2 separate regions of the Homo sapiens genome follow, and region 2 is linked to region 1. Evidence: read pairs that join two places in POLR2A ChIA-PET (ENCODE). Cell type or tissue: PC-9. All regions are shown on one strand.

Region 1 (8,000 bases):
GGTGGGAGGATCACTTGAGCCCGAGAGGTCAAGGCTACAGTGAGCTGTGATTGCCCCACTTCCCTCAGCCTGGGTGACAGAACGAGACCCTGTCTCAAAATAATAAGAATAAGAAAAAATATATATATATATATTCATATATATATAAGAATATATATATTCATATATATAAAAGAATATATATAAATTATATATAATTTATATATAAATATATTATATATATATTATATATAAATAATATATAATTTATATATATTATATATATATTTATACATATAAATATATATAAATTATATATAATTTATATATAAATATATAAATTATATATTATATATTATATATATTATATATTATATATTATATATATATAATATATACATATTTTATATATATATATATATTTTTTTTTAGACAGAGTCTTGCTCTGTTGCCCAAGCTGGAGTGCAGTGGCACAATCTCAGCTCACTGCAACCTCCATCTCCTGGGTTCAAGCAATTCTTCTGCCTCGGCCTCCCAAGTAGCTGGGATTACAGGCATGTACCACCATGCCTGGCTAATTTTTGCATTTTTAGTAGAGACGGGATTTCATCATGTTGGCCAGGCTGGTCTCGAACTCCTGACTTCAGGTGATCTACCCCCCCTCCCCCAGCCTCCCAAAGTGGTGGGATTACAGGCATGAGCCACTGCACTCGGCCTAGAAGAATAATATTTTTTAATATGGTTGAATAATTTTGATGTATCTTGTACTTTGTGGCTGTTGGTGAGTTGAATTCATATAGATGGAGAAGATACTATGTACCAGGTATTGTTCTTCCTGCTTTACATTTAAATCTTCACAAAAACCCTATGAAGAAGATACCATAATTAATGCTATTTTATAGATGAGGGAACTGAGGCACAGTGGGGTATGCACTGGGCCTCATATGAAAGCACACAGCCAGTAAGTGGCAGAGCTGAGATTTGAACCTCAACCATTTTGCTGTAGAGCCTATGGCTTAACCACATGATATGATATCCTTGGAAGATAAGAAAGCCACAGAAAAAGAGTAATCTCACCTTTATTAAAAGTAGGCTGAGTGCAGTGGCTCATACCTGCAATCCAGCCCTTGGGGAGGATGAGAGGGAGAATTGCTTGAGGCCAGGAGTTCGAGACCAGCCTGGGCAACACAATGAAGCCGTGTCTCTACAAATATTTTTTTTTAATCCATCTGGTTAGATAGATTGTAAGAACAAAAACAAGCAAACAAAAAACAGGGGTGGTGGCGTGCACTTGCAGTCACAGCTACTTGGGTGGCTGAGGTAGAAGGATCTACTGAGCCCAGGAATTCAAGGTTACAGTGAAGTATGATTGCACCACTGTACTCCAGCCTAGGTGACAGAGCAAGACCCTGCCTCTAAAAAGAAAAAAAGTAGGCCAGGCGCAGTGGCTCACTCCTGTAATCCCAACACTTTGGGAGGCCGAGGCGGGCGGATCACGAGGTCAGGAGATTGAGACCATCCTGGCTAACACGGTGAAACCCCGTCTCTACTAAAAATACAAAAACAAAATTAGCCAGGTGTGGTGGTGGGTGCCTGTAGTCCCAGCTACTCGAGAGGATGAGGCGGGAGAATGGCGTGAACCCAGGAATGGGAGCTTGCAGTGAGCTGAGATCGCACCACTGCACTCCAGCCTGGGCGACAGACCGAGACTCTGTCTCAAAAAAAAAAAAAAAAAGAAAAAGAAAGAAAGTAGAAAACATGTTTTGGTGCATAGGAGAAAGTAGTTACATTTAGCGAGGTGTAGCTCTGCGGGTGAGTGAAGGGACACTTCACTTTTGACTCCTCTCTTCATATGTTGCTTGGATTTTCCACAGTGGTCAGTTACCTTTGCAATTAAAAAGAAATGTTTTTTGTTTTGTTTTTTGTTTTTGAGACAAGGTCTCACTCTGTCACCCAGGCTGGAGTGCAGTGGCATGATCATGGCTCACTGCAGCCTCAGTCTCCTGGACTCAAGTGATCCTCCTGCCTCAGCCTCGTGAGTAACTGGGACTAGAGGTAAGTCTAGTCCTCCATGCCTGGCTAATTTTTTTTTTTTCTATATTGCTCAGGCTGGTTTGAACTCTTGGGCTCGAGCAATCCTCCCATCTTGGTCTCCCAAAGTGCTGAGATTATAGGTGTGAGCCACCATACCTGGCCTAAAATAAAATATTAAATACATTTTAACATTTATTATATTTATATATTATACATACTTTTTGTACAATTTGAATATATACATATATCATCTTTATATTTGGGGCTCACTTCTTTGTTTATGTAGTGTTTGTTTCCAAAAGCTTCCTTTATTATCTCTCACAAAAATGAGAACAGAATGCACACACCACACCTATCTGCCCTACATTCCAAAAGCATTAATTTATCACATTGGAAGAGATCTGTTTTTTTTTTTTCACTAGACCTCTTCTGTGAACAGAGATCTGATTTTTGTGCATTCTGAAATACCTATTTATTATAAGAACTCTGTAAATGGTTGGCTAAAATGGCTTTAATTCAATCCTAACATACTCCCTAATAGAGAGTTAGCCCTTTTGTCCTGTTTCCCTGCGTCTGGATTCCCATTCCATAAGCATCGCTCACAGGACTACTCTACTGGGTGCAGGAGAATAGGAGGCTGAGTAAGCCCCAGGCTAGTGGGACAGACACTTCCCAAGCCAGAAACCCAGGAGTCTTCTGAGACACCCCCTTTTGCTCACTCTGTCCCTAATTTCAAGCTGCCACTGGACCCATCCGCCTGACCTCCTACCTATTGATCTTGTCCGTTCGCCACCCTGCAGGCCATGAGCACCTCCTCCCTGGACCACCACGCCAGCCGCCTACTGGTTTCCCTGCCTTGACTCCTGCCTTCATTGCTAACACCTTCTCCACCCCACAAACAAGGGATGGATCTTTTAAAAATGCAAATCAAGCCTAGGCAACGTAGCAGGATCCTGTCTCTACAAAAAAAAAAAAAAAAAAAAAAAAAAAAAAAAATATATATATATATATATATATATATATATATATATATATATATATATATATAAATAAATTAGCCAGCTGTGGTGGCGTGCACCTGTAGTTCCAGGTAATTGGAAGGCTGAGGCAGGAGGACCACTTAAGCCCAGGGGTTTGAGGCTTCAGTGAGCTATGATCGCACCACTGCACTCCAGCTTGGGAGACAGAGGAAGACTCTGTATTAGAAAAAAAAAAAAAATGCAGTCCAGGCGCGGTGGCTCATGCCTGTAATCCCAGCACTTTGGGAGGCTGAGGTGGGCGGATCACTTGAGGTTAGGAGTTTGAGGCCAGCCTGGCCAACATGGTGAAACCCTGTCTCTACTGAAAATACAAAAATTAGCCAGGTATGGTGGTGCACGCCTGTAGTCCCAGCTACTCAGGAGGCTGATGCACGAGAATTGCTTGAACCCGGGAGGCAGATGTTGCAGTGAGCCAAGATGGTGCCACTGCACTCCAGCCTGGGCAATAGAGCGAGACTCCTTCTCAAAAAAAAAAAAAAATGCAAATCAGTCATGTTCCCGTCACCCTGCACCCACTGGGGTAAACCTATCAGTGTCTCCCATGACTTTTAGGGTGAGGACCAAAGCCCTCACTGCAGTCTACAGACCCTCGAGGATCTGCTGCCTGCCTGCCTACCCAGCAGAAGGCCAGAGCTTGCCCAACCTTCCTCCACCCTCTCTTACTTCCTCAAATACACCAGGTTCCCTCCCACTTCAGGGCCTTCTGCTAGTCCTGCCTGCAGCCTCTCACTTACTCCTCTCACCTCATTCATCCCTAGTGAGCTTAGCATTTGGCTTTTATTTCCCTTCTTCAGGGGAAGCTGCCCCAGTCCTATTACAGCAAACCCTCAGCTTTTTGCTCCCATAGTTCCTATGCAGCTATTTATTCAGTAGCTGTCTCCACCGCTGAGCAATGCAGTCGAAAGGGATAGGATCTGTGTCTACTTTGTTCCTTGCAGTATCCTGGGACCCCAGCACAGAGCCTGGTTCATACAGGACTTAATGAATGAGTGAGTGAATGAATGAATGAGTGATCCTGCTGTATTACCAGACAGATCGTGGTAGGGGCAACAGTTGCTGTGAGGTTTTGGGAAGCTGTCTTTGCCTGGGAGGTGGGGAAGGCAGGGCAGAGCCTAAAGAAGCCTTGAAGGGAGAGTGTTGCTTCATGGGCAGGGAAAGGAAAATGACATTCCAGACTCAGCCCCTACACAAGTGTGAGGCAGACTCCCATGGTTGTCAGGTCAGAGTAGGGAGAGGCAGAGATAAGGCTGCGATTGTGGGTGAGCTCAGCCTGGGAGGAGCTCTGCATACCAAAATAAGGACTGAACCTTGTGTAGGTAGTGGGGGAACCTGGGAAAGTGTGTTAGGCAATCTTTCCCCACCCCCTTCCTCTTTCCACCTCTCCCCTGCTTTCCTTCCTCCTGGAGATAGGGAGCAAGGTCTCCAGGGGCCAGGCAGGTGCTTCTGGTTGGAAAGGCCGTGACCAGGACTTGTTGGGTCCATTTGACTCAACGGACCCCTTTCTTGGCCCTGTCCCCAGATGTATAGGGCAGAGCTAGAGTTGTAGAAAAGGGAGACACACTCCTCAGGGCCACCACACTCACCCAGCAGGGGTCTGGGAGCCCCTGAAGCACCCGGGACCCCAGCCTCAAAGGTGGATGCTGGAGGGAGGATTTGAGGGAGCAGGCACCCATCAGTGAGAATGACGAGTTGACGGCACAGCTGACAAGTGTCTGGGGGTGTGCCACCTCCCTGCGCTGCTTCTGAGCTGTTTGCTTTGCCTTGGTACACTTGAGGGGTTGGAAGTCCTCAGCCTTCAGAGCTCCAGGTTTGAGGCACAGACAGGTTCCATTTTGCCCAAAGCCAGGCAAAGGCTCCTCTCTCTGAGCAGAGGTTGCTGGGTCACAGGAGCTCAGGGTGGCACTGCACTCAGGATTCGCAGCTGCCTTGACGTCACCAGTGTCCCAGGTGAAGGCACAAACTCCTGGCCTGAGGTGAGGCTGAGGGAGACAAGAGCCCACCAGACTAGGCCAGCACTTCCCATGGGCTTAGACCCCTGCTCTCCTGCCTCCTCTGATATTTCAAATCTTTCAGAATTTCAAAACCATAGGACCTATTGACTTCTAAGCTCCCCACCCTGCTCTTTGGGCTTAAATTGTGCTTTATCTCAACAGCATTCATTGAGTGCCAGCTCTGTGCAAAGCCCTGTGCTAATGTGCTAGGCTCTAGAGTCATAAAGATGAAAATTTTTCTTTTTTTAAAATAGAGAATAGTCAGTCTCACTTTGTTGCCCAGGCTGGTCTCGAACTCCTGGCTTCAACTGATCCTCCCATATTGGCCTCCCAAATACTGGGATTATAGGTGTGAGGCACCTTGCCCAGCCAATGAATACTTTATGATATGATCCCTGTTTTCAAGAGACTTACAGTCTAGTTAGGGAAATGGACACAAACAGACCCTTTCAGAACAATGTAAAGACCTCAGAAGAGGTCAAATTCTATTGGAATCCATCTGCTTTTTTTTTTTTTTTTTTTTTTTTTTTTGAGATGGAGTCCCACTCTGTTACCCAGGCTGAAGTGCAGTGGCACCATCTCGGCTCACTTTAACCTCCACCTCTGGGTTCAAGTGATTCTCCTGCCTCAGCCTCCCCAGTAGCTGGGACTACAGGCGCGTGCCACCATGCCCAGCTAATTTTTGTATTTTTAGTAAAGAAAGGGTTTCACCATGTTGGCCAGGCTGGTCTCAAACTCCTGACCGTAAGTGATCTACCCGCCTCGGCCTCCCAAAGTGCTGGGATTACAGGTGTGACTTTTTACTATCTGTAGGTAACTGCTATATATAATGCATGATCTATAATGCCCGACCCAACATTTTGTCATCTTTGCAATACTTGATTTTATTTTTTTTCCTGTAATATTTTGGGGTTTGAGATTATTTCGTTTGGTTTGGCTACAAGGAAGCCTAGATGTGCTTCAGAGTCGCCTTGAAATTTCTTCTGCATTATCAACCAGCTCAATCTCCTCTGAATTAGACCTGCCTTCTCATCTGGGAAAGGCAGATCTTTAACAGGTGGCTGGAAGCTATTGAAGGAAGAAGCCAAGATGTGGTTTCTGAAGAGCAGGCAGGAGGGTCCCTGGCCATAAATATGTCCTTGATAAGGGCCTGAAATCCCATTCTTAGAATTTTATTTTTTTGAAGTTGCACGAGCACCTGGGAAGAATACCACCTTAAATCCTGACCACTTATCCACTCCGGGAAGATTTGTTTATAGCCAAGAGTTCCCACGATGGGCCGAGGAAGAGCAGGGGGGCAGCCAGCTTTCCAGGCAGGCCCTAACATATTATCCAGATTTTGAGGTTGTTTTAGTTATGTGTTTGTAACAAACCACCACAAAACATAATGGCTTAAAACAATGATTTATTGTTTCTCACAATGCTGTGCGTTGGCTAGTTCGACAGTTCTATTGGTCTCACCTGGGGTCACTCAGATGGCTACAGTCATTGTAGATTAACTGAACTTCATCAATGTGCAGTGGTCTCAAGGTTATGAGAAGGTGATCACAGAAGCAGGAAGACCCGTGATCGGGTGTGGTGGCTCACGCCTGTAATCTCAGCACTTTGGGAGGCCGAGGTGGGTGGATCACTTGAGGTCAGGAGTTTTCCACTTTCTTGTGCCCTTCTGCTTAAACAACCTTTGTGCTTCAGCAAAGTAAGCACAAGTCCAATAAAATGTAGCTTGAAAACAAGTATCAACAAATTAATGAAAACAACACACAAAGGGCAGCCTTGTCTTGCCATGGGAGGAGAAGATGCTTGTTTTTAAGGAAAGGTCTTGTCATTTAGGATGAATATGAAAGGAGGGTCAGGGAGAAGAGCACCTGCAGACCAAGACAAATGGAGAATTGAAGGGAAAAAACCCTGTAAAACAAAAAGTGCTGGTGATGCTGACTCCTGCCTCAGCTCAGAGCTGTGTTAAGGGCTGAATGGGACAAGCTGGAGCCCCAATGGGGAGATTTCTTTTTCAGGCCAGGCTGACCCATAGGGGCCATCACCCAATCACTTGGAAGTGAAACCAGTTTAGCCCAGCCTTCGTACTTTTCTTGAAGCAGTCTGTATTTTCTGCGTTACTTCTAGCTCCCTGGGTGTGTGTGACCTCTTCCTTGTCACACTGAAACCTCTTTGAGGGAGGTGTGGGGGAGGGGGGAGCGGAGCTTGCAGTGAGCCGAGATCGTGCCACTGCACTCCAGCCTGGGTGACAGAGTGAGACTGTGTCTCAAAATAATAATAATAAATAAAAAAAAAAATTCAAAGCAACAAATATATTGCAAATGAGCTTTACTAGTTTTTTTGGGGAGGGGTGAACATGGAGAGTTGGGAGGAGGAAGGAAATAAAAAAATGAAAAGATGATCTGAATATATCCCTGCCTTAGAGAGCTTCCAGGTAAGTCCAAGAGACTGACTTCAACACAGACCTGGGCTAATTGCCCATTTCGCTCCTTGCCCTGGGGCCTATTGTTTTCCACAAATTGCGTCCCCACTTGAGACTCAGTCTTCTCTCCCTCATCGCCATGCAGTCATTTCAGCCCAGTTGCAGAACAGGAGAACATGAATGGAAAAAGGATTGAGTCCACACTGTGGTGGCTGCAAGAGGTGATTCAAGATCTAACATTCTGAGTAGTTTCCAGACAGTTGAGGACAGCCCAGGCTGGGGTCCAGAGGTGGGGATCAGGCAGGAGGAGCAGGAGCAGCCAGAAGGCAGGATCAGCCAAAGCCCTTGAAGAATGCCAAAGGGCAAACTGCAGAAAGCGAGTTCAGGTGTCAGATCCCAAAGGCGAGAGGAGGGCTGTAAGTGGGAGATGACCCAGGGGGCCCTGGAATGGAGTGGGAGCAGGTTGGGCCAGAAGTGGGAAAGCTATCACCCTCACTAGTGACTGGGAGAATTCCCAGAAGGACAGCAAAGGTGCCCACT
Region 2 (8,000 bases), 150 kb after region 1:
AGTTTCAAACGTAACACACATTAAAAAATATAAAATAAACAGTCTGTATTTCTGATAAACAGTGTTGATGAAAGCACTTAAAACCCATTAAGACGGCGGATTCAGAAAGCCCTAGAGAATATTGAGTTCATCTATATGAGAAAGTGATATGCCTTTGAAACTATGTCAAAAATAAATAATTTGAGGTCAATCTTGGAATTCTCATTTACCTCTTAAATATAGAGAAATTATTTCTTCTTCCTCCTTATTATTCCAGTCCCCCACTCCCCACAAAAGGCAGGTTATTTTCACCTCAGAAAAAATTGTATTTAGTAATTTAAAAGTTCACAACATATGAAGTGTGGCAAAGGCCTACTTTCCAAATTCATTTGTGGATCTGGGAGCATGAAATAAAATAACCAGGAGACAGTCTAGATATCATGGGGTGAAAAGAGAAAAAAAAAAAAAAAAAAAAAAAAATAACCAGGAGAGAGCTGAACCTAAAACAGGAAAGGGACCATGATACCTCAGCAATCCCAAGGTTTCAGGCTACAAGGAAGTGGTTAATTTAGATCTACTTAGAAGAAAATTATGTTTTAAATTTATCCTAGGCTATCCAAATAAAATGAAATTTACTTATATGTAACTTACTTCCCTTTTATACTTACCACATAAAAATATTTTACACTCTTTAAAATAGCCCAATGTGTGGGCTATATTTCTGACAACTAGATCCCAGAGATACAGCATGAGAGCTGAGAAGGGAAAAGCTCTGATTTTAGGGGTTGAGCCCTTTTCTTTTTCTTTTCTTTTTTTTTTTTTTTTTTGAGACGAAGTTTCGCTCTTGTTGCCCCAGGCTGTAGTGCAATGGCGCAATCTTGGCTCACCGCAACCTCTGCCTCCCAGGTTCAAGTGATTCTCCTGCCTCAGCCTCCCGAGTAGCTGGGATTACAGGCATGCGCCACCATGCCCAGCTAATTTTGTATTTTTAGTAGAGACGAGGTTTCTCCATGTTGGTCAGGCTGGTCTCGAACTCCTGACCTCAGGTGATCCGCCTGCCTCAGCCTCCCAAAGTGCTGGGTTTAGAGATGTGAGCCACTGCGCCCGGCCGGGAAACCATTTTTGAAAGAGGTCTTTCTTCTTGGTATCCCAGGCAGTGGTGACATAAAGCTTCTAAGATTAGCAGAAAAGCACTTAGATGGGAAATCGGACAAAGTATTTGGCCAGGGGCACAATATTCTTGCATTATACCTCACTAACTGCCTCCAACTAAAGACAGAATGAGGCTAAGCACAGTGGCTCATGTGTGTAATCACAGCCCTTTGGGAGGCCAAGACAGGTGGATCACTTGAGGTCAGAAGTTTGAGACCAGCCTGGCCAACATGGTGAAAACTCATCTCTACTAAAAATACAAAAATTAGCTGGGTGTAGTGGCATATGCCTGTAGTCCCAGCTACCTGGGCGGCTGAGGCACGAGAATCACTTGAATCCAGAAGGGGGAAGAGGTTGCAGTGAGCCAAGATCATACCACTGCGCTCCAGCCTGGACAACAGAGCAAGACCTTGTCTCAAAAAAAAAAAAAAAATCATTGACCTGTTAAAAATTAAAATATACTACTTTTGGTCAACAGTACACTCATAAGATAATACGATCATGTGCCACATCTGCATAATGACATTTTGGTCAATAATAGACAGCATACAGCATATATAGTGGTGGTCCCATAAGATTAAAATGAAGCTGAAAAATTCTTGTTGCCCAGTGATGTTGCAACTGTCATAATATCCCAGTGCAATGCCCTAGTGTGTTAACAAAACTATTGCACTGCCAGGTGTATAAAAGTATAGTACATGCAATTCTATACAGTACATAATACTTGATAATGATAAACAATTATGTCACTGGTTTATGTATTTACTAAAATTTTCATTGTTATTTTAAAGTATACTCCTCCTTCTACTTAAAAATAATAATAAAGTTAACTATAAAACAGCCTCAGGTAGGTCCTTCAGGAAGTACTCTAGAAGAAGGCACTGTCATCATAGGAGGTGATAGCTCCATGTGTGTCATTGCTCCTGAAAACTTTCCAGTGGGACAAGATGTGGAGGTGGAAGATACTGACATTGATGATCCTGACCCTGTGTAGGCCAAGGCTAATAATATGTGTGTGTCTTGGTTTTTAACAAAAAAGTTTAAAAAGCAAAAAAAAAAAAAATTTTTTTTAAATAGATAAAAGCTTATAGAATAAGGATATAAAGAAAATATTTTCATAGAGCTATACAATGTGTTTGTGTTTTAAGCTAAACATTATTACAAAAAAATCAAAAAGGTAAAAAAATTTAAAGTTTATAAAGTAAATAAGTTACAGTAAGCTAAGGTTAATTTATTATTGAAGAAAAAAATTAAATAAATGTAGTATAGTTTAAGTGGACAGCATTTTATAAAGTCTACAGTAATGTCCAGTAATGCTCTAGGCCTTCATATTCACTCACTGCTCACTCACTGACTCACCAAGAGCATTTGCAGTCCTGCAAACTCCATCCATGGTAAGTGCCCTATAGAGGTATACCATTTTAAATTTTTCATATTGTATTTTTACTGTATCTTTTCTATGTTTAGGTACACAAAATAGTTACCACTGTGTTACAACTGCCTACAATATTCAGTACATGCTGCACAGGTTGCAGCCTAAGAGCAACAGGCCATACCATATAGTTCAGGTGTGTAGTAAGCTATACTGTCTAGGTTTGGGTAAATTCACTCTATGATGTTCCTACAACAAAATCACCTAAGTACACATTTCTCAGAATGTATCTCTGTTGTTAAGCGACACATGACTATGTATGCAAACAAGGGAAAATTCTTAAGAGGTCCTAATTGAAAAGCATTTATTATGAATCATTCAACATAAAGTTCCAGGGGAGTTGCATGCTGTCATTTCACATTCAATCTGTGGCTTCTTGACACTGCAAATTCCTATTTTATATTAGACTTTACAGGTCACTTGCCAGGTTGTGCTGTTTTGGCTAATACTCTTGACTGCAAATGACCACTAGCCTATCAAATCCTATTGTCTGACATCATTAAGATATCTTTTTCAATGGCATGAGTGGTGGCAAACATGGAGACTTACGCAGTCATCAAGTCTCTTTCTAACATATTTATTTTATAGCCCCATTTTCCCCTTTAGAGCCTTTAGGGAACTGCCACATCATAGGTGTACATGTCACTAGAGAATGTTCACAAAAAGCTAGTACAAGATTTGGAAGTGCATATAAAAGAATGGCATGTCTGTGCATATTTAAATTGTGCTTTGAAAAAAAATAGATGTAACACAAATGGCCAAAAAGCATATAAAATGATGATCAACACCACTAATCACTGGAGAAATGCAAATCAAAACCACAATGAGATATCATCACCTGGCCCCCATCAGGATGACCACTATCAAGAAAAAGAGGATGTGAATACATTAGACACTTGTGCATTGTTGGTAGGATTGTAAAATGATGCAACCACTCTGGAAAACAGTATGAAAGTTCCTAAAAACATTAAAAATAGAACTACCATATCATCCAGCAATCTCACTTCTGGGTATGTATTCACAAAAGCATTATTCGTAACAGCCATAAGGTGAAACCAACCCAAATGTCCATTAACAAATAAATAAACAAAATATGGTGTACACATACAATCAAATAAATATTACTCAGCCTTAAAAAGGAAGGGAATTCTGTCACATGCTATAACATGAATGAACCTTGAGGACATTATGCTAAATGAAATAAGCCAGTCTCAAAAAGACAAACACTACATAATTCTATTTATGTGCGGTATTTAATATGTGACATCAAATTCATAGAAACATAAAGTAAAATGGTAGTTTCCGGGGCTACAGTAGTTGGAAAGGAAGTTATTATTTAATGAGTGCAGAGTTTTAGATTTGCAAGATGAAAAAGCTCTGGTGCTGTTTTACAATAATATGAATATACATAACACTATTGAACTGTATACTTACACTATTGAACTATATACTTAAAAATGGTTAAAATGGTCATTTTTTTCCTCCCTGTGGAGACCACATCAGAGGTCATAAGATGGTAATTTTTATGTGTTTTTACCACACACACAAAATAAACGTCATTACTTTCAGTTTCACTTGAGATACTGCAGTAAAAGCAATCTGGTCTTTGTGCCATTTTCTTATGGGTTTTAAATATCAGGCTAAAAGTCTATAAGCTCTTCAAAATATTTTCAGTTGTTCCATTTACCAAATGCACCATGTGCTTAGTGCTATACAGAATATATATGTCATGGATTATCTGGCATTGCAGCATAACTATTTTCTAACAGACTATAAACTATGTTTACAACTAGAGAAAATGAATTATCCCATTCAGTTCAACTTACAGACACTACATGCCAATGTAGTGTTTTCCTGAGTAGCCTAACTTCTGAAATAAGTCATATAAAGGCAAGCAACTCTGCTACCTAAGTTTGTCTCTTAGATTTGAGGGTTTTAAGCCAAATGAAAATAAAGACAAAACTACAAACAAGTAACTAGCCCCACATAGGATCCCTCACTATTAACACAAATATACTTTTATACCTACATTTCTTTCTCCCCAAGTAAAAGTAAGTCTCTAAAGCATTGGTTCTTAAAACTCTTTTGATTTACAGCTATGTGGCATAAAAGAGTTACAAAATGGTGTGTACATACATTCTTCTGGAGAGTTTCAAATAATTTGACTCCTAAGAGTCTGTGACCCAAAGGAAACACTAAAAACCTTAACTCTAGATACTCACATTTAGGTAAAATCCATCTAAGTGTAAACAGAATGGTAGCTTCAAGAGAATTCAAATTATTAAAGGAAAGGTATGAATGTCCTAACTCTGAGTATATTTCAAAGGAAGAGGATACTGTTTCACTGTTGATGCTAGAGGGCTTCCATGGACCCAGGTCAACCCCTGACCTAGCACGTAGGAGAAAGTCACAGATATCCTGTTATCCCCAGTGCCCAGCATATCAAGCCTGACATGTAGCAGGCTTTTTTTTTTTTTTTTTTTGAGATGGAGTCTCGCTGTGTTGCCCAGGCTGGAAGGCAGTGGCACCATCTTAGCTCACTGCAACCTCCACCTCCCGGGTTCAAGCAATTCTCCTGCCTCAGACTCCTAAGTACCTGGGATTACAGGTGTCTGCCACCATGCCTGGCTGATTTTTGTATTTTTAGTAGAGACAAGATTTCACCATACTGGCCATGCTGGTCTTGAACTCCTACTCCTGACCAAGTGATCCGCCTGCCTGGGCAGAGTGCTGGGATTTCAGGCATGAGCCACCACACCTGGCCTGTAGTAGGCTCTTAACAGATGTTTGATGAATAAAGCTGGATGGTGCCCTGACTGGAGATGAAGAACTCTATTAAACTAAGGAAGCAGTCCACTGTAAGATGACACACTAGGCCACATTCAGGACAAATACAAGTTACATACATTATGCCCTGAAGAAGGTATTTCTGGAAAGTATACCATTACATAGAGCTGGATAAATGCAAACAGGCTGAATTTCACAGAATTTACTTATATTTTCTTTCCTTTATTTAAAAATGCTTACTTTGGGGAAGGAATAAATTACAGATTGCAGTAAAGCCCTGACAACCACTACAGTGGAAATAATTTTCTTTTATATTTCAGTGAATTACAACAATAGTCTTCCAAGCTGAGCATCTGATGTCTTGAGAATAGCAGTTGAGGAAGTAATCAATAGTTAATCACTTTAGTATACTTTTTGCAAAATGTTAAGAAGCACCATTCTCACCTCCTGTTCTACAGCCTTCTGAGGTTCAGGACTATTGCTGACCTAGGAAGAGGGAAGATTATAAAAGAGAAAAAAATTATGTGTTTACTAGGTTTTAACACAGCTGTAACTTTGGCTTGTACTATCTCCCAAGATACAAGATTCATCTATTATCTACTGTGTTTAAAATGAGGGTTTGGAAGCTTTGTTTTATTTTGACTTAAGCTGACCTTAACACTCTAGTTTAAGTAATATCATGGTTCAGAAGCCACCACTTGGATCAGTGTCTTATACTTATCAACATGCAGCTCATTGTTTAACCTTTTTTTTCTACTTACACCACTTTATGAAATCTTCCTGATGTTTATTCCAGTCCCTTTGACTATTTAACATGCTAATAATCCAGTGCAGCATACTCAGAAATGTTTATCACACCTCCTTCTATCATTTCTGAATTAGTTAGATAACACTAATGATCAAAGGATCACCAAAATCCAAATCCTTTTTCTTATTTTTTTTGAGACACGGTCTCACTCCTGTCGTCCAGGCTGGAGTGCAGTGACACGATCACGGCTTGCTGCAGCCTCAACTTCGCAGGATTCAGGTGATTCTCCCACCTCAGCCTCCCAAGTAGCTGGGACTACAAGTGTACCCCACCATGCCTGGATAAATTTTTGTATTTTTAGTAGAGATTTGGTATCGCCTTGTTGCCCAGGCTGGTCTTGAACTCCTGGGCTCAAGTGATCCATCTTCCTTGGCCTCCCAAAGTGCTGGGATTACAGGCATGAGCCATGTGCCCAGTCCCAAATCCTTTTTCATAAAAATCTATTTATTCATATTCTTTATTTCTATCTATACATTTTCCCTCTATGAGACGGATGTGTTTCTCTTAAATACAAAGCAACAGTTTCAAATACTCTTGGTCTGGAAATTCATCAAAGTCTTTTTGAAAGGCTGCTAGCTCTCAGTTATGCCCTTAAAAATACACAGATTAGGCCGGCCGCAGTGGCACACACCTGTAATCCCAGCACTTTGGGAGGCTAAGGCAGGTGGATCACCTGAGGTCGGGAGTCCAAGGCCAGCCTGACCAACATGGAGAAACTTGTCTCTACTAAAAATACAAAACTAGCTGGGCGTTGTGGCGGGCTCCTGTAATCCCAGCTGCTCTGGAGGCTGAGGCAGGAGAATCGCTTGAACCCAGGAGGAGGAGGTTGCAGTGAGCCGAGATCACGCCATTGCACTACATCCTGGGCAACAAGAGCGAAACTCCATCTCAAAAAAAAATAAAAAATACAAAATACACAGATTAACAAGGCATGATTCACTTTGTAGGAATCAGACTGCCTCTTCTTTAACAGATGTGGTTTTTTTTTTTCCCCTAGCTTTATTGAGATATAACTGACAAATACAGCATATAGTTAAGGTGATTTTTTTAATACACATTGTGAAACAATCACCACAGTCAAGCCAATAAACATATCTAGCACGTCATACTTTTTTTGGTGGTAAGAGCACTTAATGTTTATTTATAAGATCTTTGATTCTAGATTCTCATCATCTTTAATCATTCTCTTCATCAAAAACTAGGTAAAAACTTGGGTAGCTCTCTCTATATAAAAGTAGAAAGATTGTCAAGCTATGTCATTAAATGAAAAAAAAAAAAAAAAGCAAGCAGCAGGAAAACACTTATAAACCCACTTATCTTAAAAAGATATTATATCTATGTGCACCTGTAAAGAAAAAGGCCAAGGATACATCAACTATTTACAATGACTGGGGGAAAAAATGAAATTTAGGGTTGAAGAAACTTCCCATTCCTACTCCACATTCTTCAGTATTACTAAAAATTGTGAAACTGAATTAATATAATTTTTTAGACACAGGATCTTGCGATATTGCCCAGGCTGAAGTGCCGTGGCTATTCACAGGTACCATTACAGTGAACTGCAACCTGGAATTCGTGGCTTCAAGCAGTCTTCTCACCTCAGCCTCCTGAGTAGTAAAATAACTTTTTAAAAGAAATTATAAAGGCCTCTTTTAGAAAATATTTGGACCTCTGAGCACCTTAACAACATTTCTAGTACATGGCATTGTGCCTAACACAGTGAGCATCAATAAATTTTTTTGAGTGAAAAAGGTAATTTTTTCAGTAGAAAATGTTAAACAACTTCTCCTATTCTAAAAGTCTGTTTAAACAGTAAATGTAAGTATTAATAAATACCTATGT

Evidence for each region. ChIA-PET counts read pairs that join two places held together with the same protein. Peaks named below come from ENCODE experiments on the same cell type or tissue, not always from the same donor. Only the 100,000 strongest peaks of a DNase experiment are listed, where the experiment ranks them.
Region 2: POLR2A ChIA-PET joins it to region 1 with 11 read pairs; 5 of 35 experiments call an interaction of 5 or more read pairs at or near these places.

What each region holds. Positions count from the first base shown.
Region 1 is chr17:50,880,372-50,888,371 of GRCh38, forward strand. LOC105371825 (a long non-coding RNA gene) reads right to left here. Exons shown (of 3, transcript XR_001752940.2): 3 at 6,433-8,000. Among named protein-coding and RNA genes, the nearest start is that of TOB1-AS1, 18 kb to the left of the region's middle. RefSeq lists enhancers at 4,306-4,834, 4,835-5,363. In PC-9, no CTCF peak of the experiment used is centred here; DNase peaks (open chromatin) are centred at 2,630, 3,730 and 4,300; H3K4me3 peaks cover 405 bases; H3K27ac peaks cover 3,403 bases.
Region 2 is chr17:51,025,887-51,033,886 of GRCh38, forward strand. It overlaps SPAG9 (sperm associated antigen 9), which reads right to left. Exons shown (of 30, transcript NM_001130528.3): 6 at 5,795-5,836. Among named protein-coding and RNA genes, the nearest start is that of SPAG9, 91 kb to the right of the region's middle. In PC-9, no CTCF peak of the experiment used is centred here; no DNase peak of the experiment used is centred here.